2 separate regions of the Homo sapiens genome follow, and region 2 is linked to region 1. Evidence: chromatin contacts called from ENCODE Hi-C or POLR2A ChIA-PET data. All regions are on one chromosome and are shown on one strand. The core of a region is the stretch at or near the end of the contact, and the rest is flanking DNA. Distances in the headings are between cores, read along the strand shown. Region 1 holds the start of KRI1 (KRI1 homolog). Region 2 holds the start of SHFL (shiftless antiviral inhibitor of ribosomal frameshifting).

The links. Hi-C counts contacts between places; a loop is a spot of excess contacts on that map. ChIA-PET counts read pairs that join two places held with the same protein, here RNA polymerase II (POLR2A). Pooled maps may share reads with other maps.
Region 2: a pooled map shows a loop between it and region 1 (6-fold over the local background). The contact joins the promoter of SHFL here to the promoter of KRI1 in region 1. A Hi-C loop is called at or near these places in 2 of 37 single-sample maps with no recorded cell type and 6 of 50 pooled maps. POLR2A ChIA-PET finds 5 or more read pairs at or near these places in 3 of 52 experiments (K562, activated CD4-positive, alpha-beta T cell and naive thymus-derived CD8-positive, alpha-beta T cell).

What each region holds. Positions count from the first base shown.
Region 1 is chr19:10,564,387-10,568,302 of GRCh38, forward strand. It overlaps KRI1 (KRI1 homolog), which reads right to left and starts at 1,624. Exons shown (of 19, transcript NM_023008.5): 1 at 1,520-1,624; 2 at 1,331-1,404; 3 at 543-648. The coding sequence starts at 1,613. CDKN2D (cyclin dependent kinase inhibitor 2D) reads right to left here. Exons shown (of 2, transcript NM_001800.4): 2 at 2,074-3,031. The coding sequence ends at 2,672. RefSeq lists enhancers at 729-1,296, 1,045-1,094, 1,297-1,864, 2,813-3,320, 3,760-3,916 and a silencer at 1,365-1,894.
Region 2 is chr19:10,084,298-10,088,213 of GRCh38, forward strand. SHFL (shiftless antiviral inhibitor of ribosomal frameshifting) reads left to right here and starts at 2,020. Exons shown (of 8, transcript NM_018381.4): 1 at 2,020-2,151; 2 at 2,632-2,755; 3 at 2,954-3,003. The coding sequence starts at 2,131. RefSeq lists silencers at 1,719-1,938, 2,009-2,288.

The DNA of each region.
Region 1 (3,916 bases), core at 374-2,873:
GAGACGGAGGTTGCAGTGAGCTGAGATCGTCCCATTGCAACCCAGCCTGGGCAACAAGAGTGAAACTCCATTTCAAAAAAAAAAAAAGAGAAATGGGGTCTTGCTATGTTGGCCAAACTGGTCTCAAACTCCTGGCCTCAATTGACCCTCCCACCTCAGCCTCCCAAAGTGCTGGGATTAGATGCTTGAACCACCTGCCCAGCCTGGTGGAGTTGGAATCATTCAGTCAGCAATTCCCACCTTGAATAGTGCCAAGGACACAGTCATTAACTCCACCACCAGGTAATAACCTAGGCTCTGCTAAGGACTTGTGACTTGTGAAGCAATTCATTCAATAGTCAAAACAGATGAACTGTGTAAACTGGGTAAATCCCAATCTATCCTTAAAACAGCCCTGAGGGGAGATGCTACCGTTAGATATACTTTACAGACAGGAAAAGAGGCTCAGAGAAGTCAAGTCACTTCTCTGAATCCACAGTCAGGAAAGGACCCCGGATTCTGCTCCAGAGGAAGGAGAGGTTTAGACAGGAGTGGCCCCGGACCTGTTCTGTTATAGAAGGTGGCATCTTTCTGATAAATGCGGGGGTCCTTCTTCTTCAACAAGGAGAGCGTTTTGTAAAAGTCCCGCTCCTGCTGGGGATCAAATTCCTAGGGCAGGAAAAGGGTTGGGGATAGATTTCAGAAGGGAGATAATAAGAGCCCTGGCGCCAGCAGGTGAGCTCAGCGTAGGGATTAGGATGGAGGGGGGTGGATCTGGCTGGGGAGGTCAAACAGGTGGTCAAACAGCAGGAGGGAGAGGGGCCCTCTTGGGGTGGGCAGGGGCAGGCCACAGGTAGGTACAGGATATGGGTAGAGGAAGGTGAGGGGCAAGGAGAAGGTAATTCCTGGGGAAGACAAAGACTTGACAAGGGGCAGGTGGGCTGAGGGCACAAGAGAGACAGCGGGGAGGGGCTGGGCCAGGCCGCACAGTGGGGCCAGGATCAGGGCTGATGTGAGAAGTTGGGCGCCCCACGTGGCGCAAGGAGTACACTAAAAAATGGCTAGACTCTTGAGGATGAAAGAGGAAAGGGGGGGTTCTTGGGGGACAGAGTCGCCCCACACATCAGAGTGGGCAGGTGGGGATCGTGGCAGGGGAGAGAAAATAACGGGGATTTGGCTCCCCTGGGGAGAGGGGGGGCACTGTCTGTCCCTCATGGGATGGGGAGCGGAGGATGGGACGCTCCCGCAGGGCGCTCTGGGGTTGGGGGTTCCCCCCCGTCTACATCGGGGTCGGGGTGCAGAGGGGGGCTTGGACGCCTCCGCACGTCCAGGACGGGGCGGGGACGCGCACCACGCGCTCGTCGCTTGAGTCCGACTCGGAGCTGGAGTCGCTGCTGCTGTCTCGGTCCCCGTAGCGATCCTTCACTGCGGGACACAGACGGGATGCCCCCCCCCAGGTCAGCCGGCGGGGCCACTCGACTCCCCACTTCCCAACCGGCCGGCGCGCGCAGGCTCCCGCGCGCATGCGCCCCGCACTCACGCCGCTGCAGTTCCTCGCGCTCCCGGTAGCGGTTGTACCGCGCGGCAAACGCCGCGTTCACCCGCAGCTGCGACGACCCGCGCGGTTCCGGCATGGCGGTTCTGTGGCCCATTGCGCACGCGCATTGAGGAAGCCCTGGACGGGGCGGGGCCGCCCTCAGTCCCGCCCGCATCCACTTGTAAACGAGGCGTACCGCTGCTAACCCCGCCCCTGGCTTTTCCGGGATCCCTTTCGCCTCATCACCGCAGTCACCGCCCACGGCTACGCCCCTGCGGGGAAGGCCGCGGCCACCGCCCACCCGCCCCACCCCCTGTGCTCCGGGCACCCAGCTGACATCTGGGGGCCCTTTCTCCACTCGCGGTTTCCTGCTTCCCTTCCGTTCCGACAGCGAAAACCGCTGCCCCACCCAGCTCACTCACCCTGGCGCCCTGGGAATTACTATTCTCTCCCCTCACCCACCACATCCACGATCCGCGACCCCCGTCCTCATCCCCATCAACATCCGGGATGTGTAACTCTCCATCCCAGACTCAAAAATCAGAAGCCACCCGTGCTGTGATCATGCACAAGTCTTAATTTAATGGGTAAAAACATTAAATTATTACAACATTTTTTCCAATAAAGCATAATAAATAGAATCCATTTCTTTTAAAACGCTGTACAAGAGACTGGAAAACAAGCTTCCAACAGAATATGAATAACTCATAACTCATTCTACCTTCTTATTGATTTGGGACGCTCCCCCCACCCCCCATGCCTGAAGCAACGTGCACACTTCAGGTCTCTGAGCACAGCCGGCCAAGGCCACCAGCTTCTAGGCTCCCTGGAGGTCATGACTTCACTCTTAAATGCTCTGCCCTTGGGTCTCGTCTGAGGCCCCAGCAGCCTGAGGCGCAGAAGAAACTGAACCGTTTAGGTGGCTGTGGCCTGCAGGAGCCCTTCTCTGTCCAACACACCAAAAGGAGTGAGAAAAACAAATGAGAAACGTCCCCCAAACACTCACACCCCCAAAACCAACACCTATAAGCCACAAACTGTGCTCCTCCCCTACTGCAGCAGTGGGCAGGAGAAACAAGAAGAGAAAGTGTTTCTTCCCCTCTCTTCTGATACATAACCCCACGGGGTTCTCTTGCTGGAGAGGGTGACCCCAGATCACAGCGGGGCCACCATGTGGCCCTGCAGGATGTCCACGAGGTCCTGAGCCCCTCTCTGCAGTGCCAGCTCCAAGGGTGTGAGACCCCTGGCGTCCCTGCGATGGAGATCAGATTCAGCTGCCAGAAAGCTGACCACAGCAGTGTGACCCTCTTGAACTGCCAGATGGATTGGAAGTGCCCCGGTGCCATCAGGCACGTTGACATCAGCCCCGTGCTCCACTAGGACCTTCAGGGTGTCCAGGAATCCAGTGCGGGCTGCGTCATGGACTGGACTGGTACCGGAGGTGTCCTGGACATTGGGGCTGGCACCTTGCTTCAGCAGCTCCAGGGCGATGGCGGTGCTGCCAAACATCATGACCTGTGTGAGGGACAGAGGATCAGGAGGTCCTCAAGGGAGGAGGTTCCACAAAAGGGGTCACTGGAAAGAGAAGGGTCATCCAGAAAGAGGCATCTCCCAGAAACAGGAAATGCTAGAGGAGGGGTCCTCTAGTGAACGGAGAAGCTGCATAAGCCCCCAGGAAAGTTCTTCTGGGAATAGGGACCCCCCCCAAAAGCTGGTCACTCCCTTAAGAATGAGACCCCCCAACCCAGAGAACAGCCCCCCATGGAAACTTTCAAGGAACCTAAGACTCTCCCCCAAGGGACCAAAGACGCCCCCAGATATGGGCAATCACCAGGAAACAGAAAATCCCCTCCAGGAAATGGGCCCCCAGAGATGGAGAACTACCCCCAAAGAATTGATAGTCCTCATAAGGGAAAAAAGATGTCAAAGGAAAGCGAACCCCTTCTCCAGGAAATAGCCTCCTCCTACATAATGGTGATGTCACCTCAGAGTACCTGAGAGCTCCTTTCAAGAAGCGGGATTCCAAAAGTAATAATAAAAGAGAAACGAGACTTCCCTGTAAAATGTCTCCCAGGGAATATAGGGATGTCTTGCAATCTGACATTGTTCCTCCATTGGGGCCCCCATACTATATCAAGGATCCGCATAACCTTTAGGAATGAAGACCCCACCCCCAAGTAACCAGATTTGTCTCAGAGAGCCCCCTACAAAATGAGGAACCCCTAGAGACAGGACCTCTCCTTCCAGAGATCGGATCTCCCCATAGAAGCCCCAAGAAACGTGAGCCGTCCCCATGGAAACGGCATCCAAAGGAGCTGAACCCGCACCCACGGAATAAGAACCTCCCCAGGGAAAGTGAATCCCCGGCACTCAGAGAACCAGGAATCCTCCCAGAGAAGA
Region 2 (3,916 bases), core at 770-3,269, 480 kb before region 1:
AGTGCCCATCTCGGCCAGTGAATGGGACATAGCTATGACCTCCCTCTGCACTGGGCAAATAGATTAGTAACTGGCAACTATGACAGGCGATCCACTCCAAACCTCGCCACTTCCCTCAGGATAAAATCCCAGGTCTTCTGTGCAGTTTCCAGCCCCCATCCTGCCTAGGATTCCACCATTCAGCCACAAGGAATCATGAACTGCTTGTAGTTTGCAAATACAGTAGTCTCCAGAGTGGAGTACATACACCCTATAAACAAAGCTTTGGGGTTCAACTGGAAAAACTTTAGAATATCTAGATTTGGGGGGTTTTATTGTTTGTTTTTTAGTCTTTTAAAAATAACTTTTTCCTTTTCTTTTTTCTTTTTTTAAAGACAAGGTCTTGCTATGTTGCCCAGGCTGGTTTTGAACTCCTGACCTCCAGTGATTCTCCCACCTTGACCTCCCAAAGTGCTAGCATTACAGGTGTGAACCATCATGCCCAGCTCCATTTATCTATCAATATTTTATATAACAGTTAACAGAATATATTGATATAATTGTATTTGTATATAATTTATAAATAATATCCATCTTTGAGGCCAGGAGTTTGAGACCAGCCTGGGCAACATAGTGAGACCCCGTCTCTACAAAAAAAATAGAAAATTAACCAGGCATAGTGGCATATGCCAGTAGTCCCAGCTACTTAGCAGGCTGAGGCAGGAGGATCGTTTGAGCCCAGGAGTTAGAGGCTGCAGTGAGCCACCATCAAACCACTGCACTCCAGCCTGGGCAACAGAGCAAGATCTTGTCTCAAAAAATAAATAAATGAATAAATATCCATCTGGGGGTGTAACTTTAACACTTTTACCTATAGGGGTGTGCAATGGAGAAAAAAATTTGGAGTCGTTGAACACAATGCTATTTTGCTCCTCAGAGAGTATCCGGCAGTCTCTGGAGACGTTTTTGGTAGTCACAACAGGGAGAGTAGGGAACCACTGGCATCTAGTGGGTGGAGGCCAGGGATGGTGTTAAATGTCCCCCAATACACAGGACAGTCCCCCACACAAAGAACTAGGCCGCCCAAAGTGTCAAGAGTGCTGGGCTTGAGAAGCCATTGCCCAAAAACCCCAGACTTAGTCTTGCTTTGGGGGCTCTGCACGGCTGCCTCATCTCCCCACTCTATTCCTCCCCTAGCTAAGACCTCCAATTTCAGTGACTCTACAAAGCATCCCCTCCTCCAATGAAGTTGCCATCTCTGTGTCCCCAGGCTGGGCCAGAGCCCCACCACCTAAGGGCTCCCTGATGTGCCCTGTACTGGGTTAGAATTGTCCGTCCCACGGGGTTCTTAACCATTGCAGATTCCCTGGATCCCTGAGACAGCCGGATTCTACCGGGCTACTAGAGACCAAGAATCTGTATTTTTCTCAAGCACCGCTCCCCCCAACCACACACACACTGCCTGCCCCTATCAAGGGCACACAGCAGGTGGCCCAGTGACTAGTTGAACGCCTACTGCAAGCCAGGCGCTATTACGCGATCCACTCGGGAATCTTGGCACATACTCCACTCCATGGTGTAGACACCAGGATTCTCCCCATTTCACAGAGGGGTAAACTGAGGTTGAGAGAGGTGACCGTAGCTAGGACAGAGACTCAGGGCAGGAAAAGGGCCCAGGTCCTCATGAGCGCCAGATTCCCGGGGAAGGAGGGAGAACAGAGAGGAGGGTGATGAACTGGGGGAGCGCGCGCTGGGTGGGGGGGCGCGGGGCCTCGCCGCGGCCTTCTGATGCGGCCCCGCCCCCACGAGGGACGTGAAGACGCGGACCCCGCGCAGCGTGGGGACATGTGACCGACTGCAGAGGCCGCGCCGCCTCCCCCGTCCGAGGTCTGCGCGCTCCGCCGCAGGGTGCAGACCCGGGGCGCCCGCCTGGGTTTGGGGCGCAAGAGCAGAGGCGGAGCCAGGGCGGAGCCAGCGCGCCGGGTCCCCCCTGAATCGAAAGCGAAACAGGGGCCGGGGAGGAAGGGCGGAGCCGGCCCCGAGGCACCGCCCCCTGCCCTGCGCGGCTGCTGGACCGACGGGCGCACCCAGGTAGGGGGGCGGCTGAGCCGCGCAGTGCGGACCCTCGCGGGGAACTGCGCCGCCGCCACCATGTCTCAGGAAGGTGTGGAGGTAAGCGATGGCTACGGCTGGGCCGGGGTCAGCCGCGACAGACCCCGAGGAGCGGCCGGGAGGCGCGGAGGGGGCTTCGCAGTTCCTGGGGACCCCCATCCTAGAACCCCAGATCCTTACCCCTGCCTGGCGCTCGCCCCCCTTGAAAAGGAAAGTGACTCCCACGTTTCCCCAGAGCGAAATGAGGCCTCCCCGAGGAAAAGCGGGGGCTGCAGGGTCAAAGGTCAGAGGCCAGAGATAACCTGGCCGCCCCCCCACACCTTAGGCTGGGACGCTCGCCCCAGTCCGCGCCTTCCCCCAACGCCCTGTGGGGACTTTGGCTTTTTCCAGGAAATGCCGTAAAGGGATGAAAGGCGGGGGGGGGGCGGCGGAGGCCAAAACCAAGGGTCAAGTTCGGGCCGGGAGAACGGTGCCTAGAGATGGGGGAGGGATGATCCCGTTTCCCCTTCCCCCACCGGAACCCCCCTGTCTCCATCCCAGCTGGAGAAGAGCGTCCGGCGCCTCCGGGAGAAGTTTCATGGGAAGGTATCCTCCAAGAAGGCGGGGGCTCTGATGAGGAAATTCGGCAGCGACCACACGGGAGTGGGGCGCTCCATCGTGTACGGTGAGGCTGCAGGGGTCCCGGGCCTGGTGCGGGGACCGCGCGTGGGAGCGCCGAGGGGGCGTGGTCTAGGGAGAGGCGTTGAGATCACCTCCCCCGGAGGTCCCAGCCTTGGGGAGGCTCTGCGTCGCGGCTCTGGGTGGCCTGGAACTCCCACAGACCCTTCAAGGGCCCTTCCCTTATATGCACTCTCCCCCGCAGGGGTAAAGCAAAAAGATGGCCAAGAACTAAGTAACGATCTGGATGCCCAGGTAACCTATCCCCTCCCCTCGCAAAGGACCGGGTCACGGGAGGGAGAGCAAGAGGGGGGACCCGACCCGTTCATGGTGACTGACCCCCCTCTGAAACAGGAGGGACCAGGCATTGTCGGTCCATAACTCATCACCCAATCTCACTTTTTCACCTCTCCATCATTTGTCCGGCCAGGGAGCCTGCAAACAGTAGGCGCTCATTATGTGCTGATTGTATTCAATGGGGGAGAGAGCCATGAAACTAAGCAATGAAAGGAGCCAGGATTATTGCCATCATAGCGGGGGCGCAGAGGTCAGAGAAGGCTTACTGGAGGAGGAGGTACCAAGTCTTAAAGGATGGGGAGGAGTGAGCCCTGGGAGGGGAAAGGGAAAGAAAGGCAGGGGTCTTGGGGTGGGGGAGGGAATGGCATAAGCAAAGGCTGGGAGGTGGGGAAGGGTTGTTAGTGGCAGTCTCTAGAAAGGCTAGGATGAGCAGAGGATTGGGGAGGAGAGAGAGGCAGGGGAATGGAACCCTTGTGTTGAATGAATGAATGAATGAATGAATGAATGAATGAATGAATGGCTTTGAAGCACAGGTGCATCATGGCTACTTTGCTTCTTTGACAGCTTTGGTGATGGGAACGCTGTGGATTTAGCCTGCCTGAAAGGCTTAGTGTAGGGCTGTTAAAGAGTATAATAGGCCAGGCGCGGTGGCTCACGCCTGCAATCCCAACATTTTGGGAGGCCGAGGCGGGCGGATCACCTGAGGTCGGGAGTTTGAGACCAGCCTGACCAACATGGAGAAACCCGTCTCTACTAAAAAATACAAAATTAGCTGGGCATGGTGGCGCATGCCTGTAATCCCAGCTACTCGGGAGGCTGAGGCAGGAGAATCACTTGAACCCAGGAGGCGGAGGTTGCAGTGAGCTGAGAT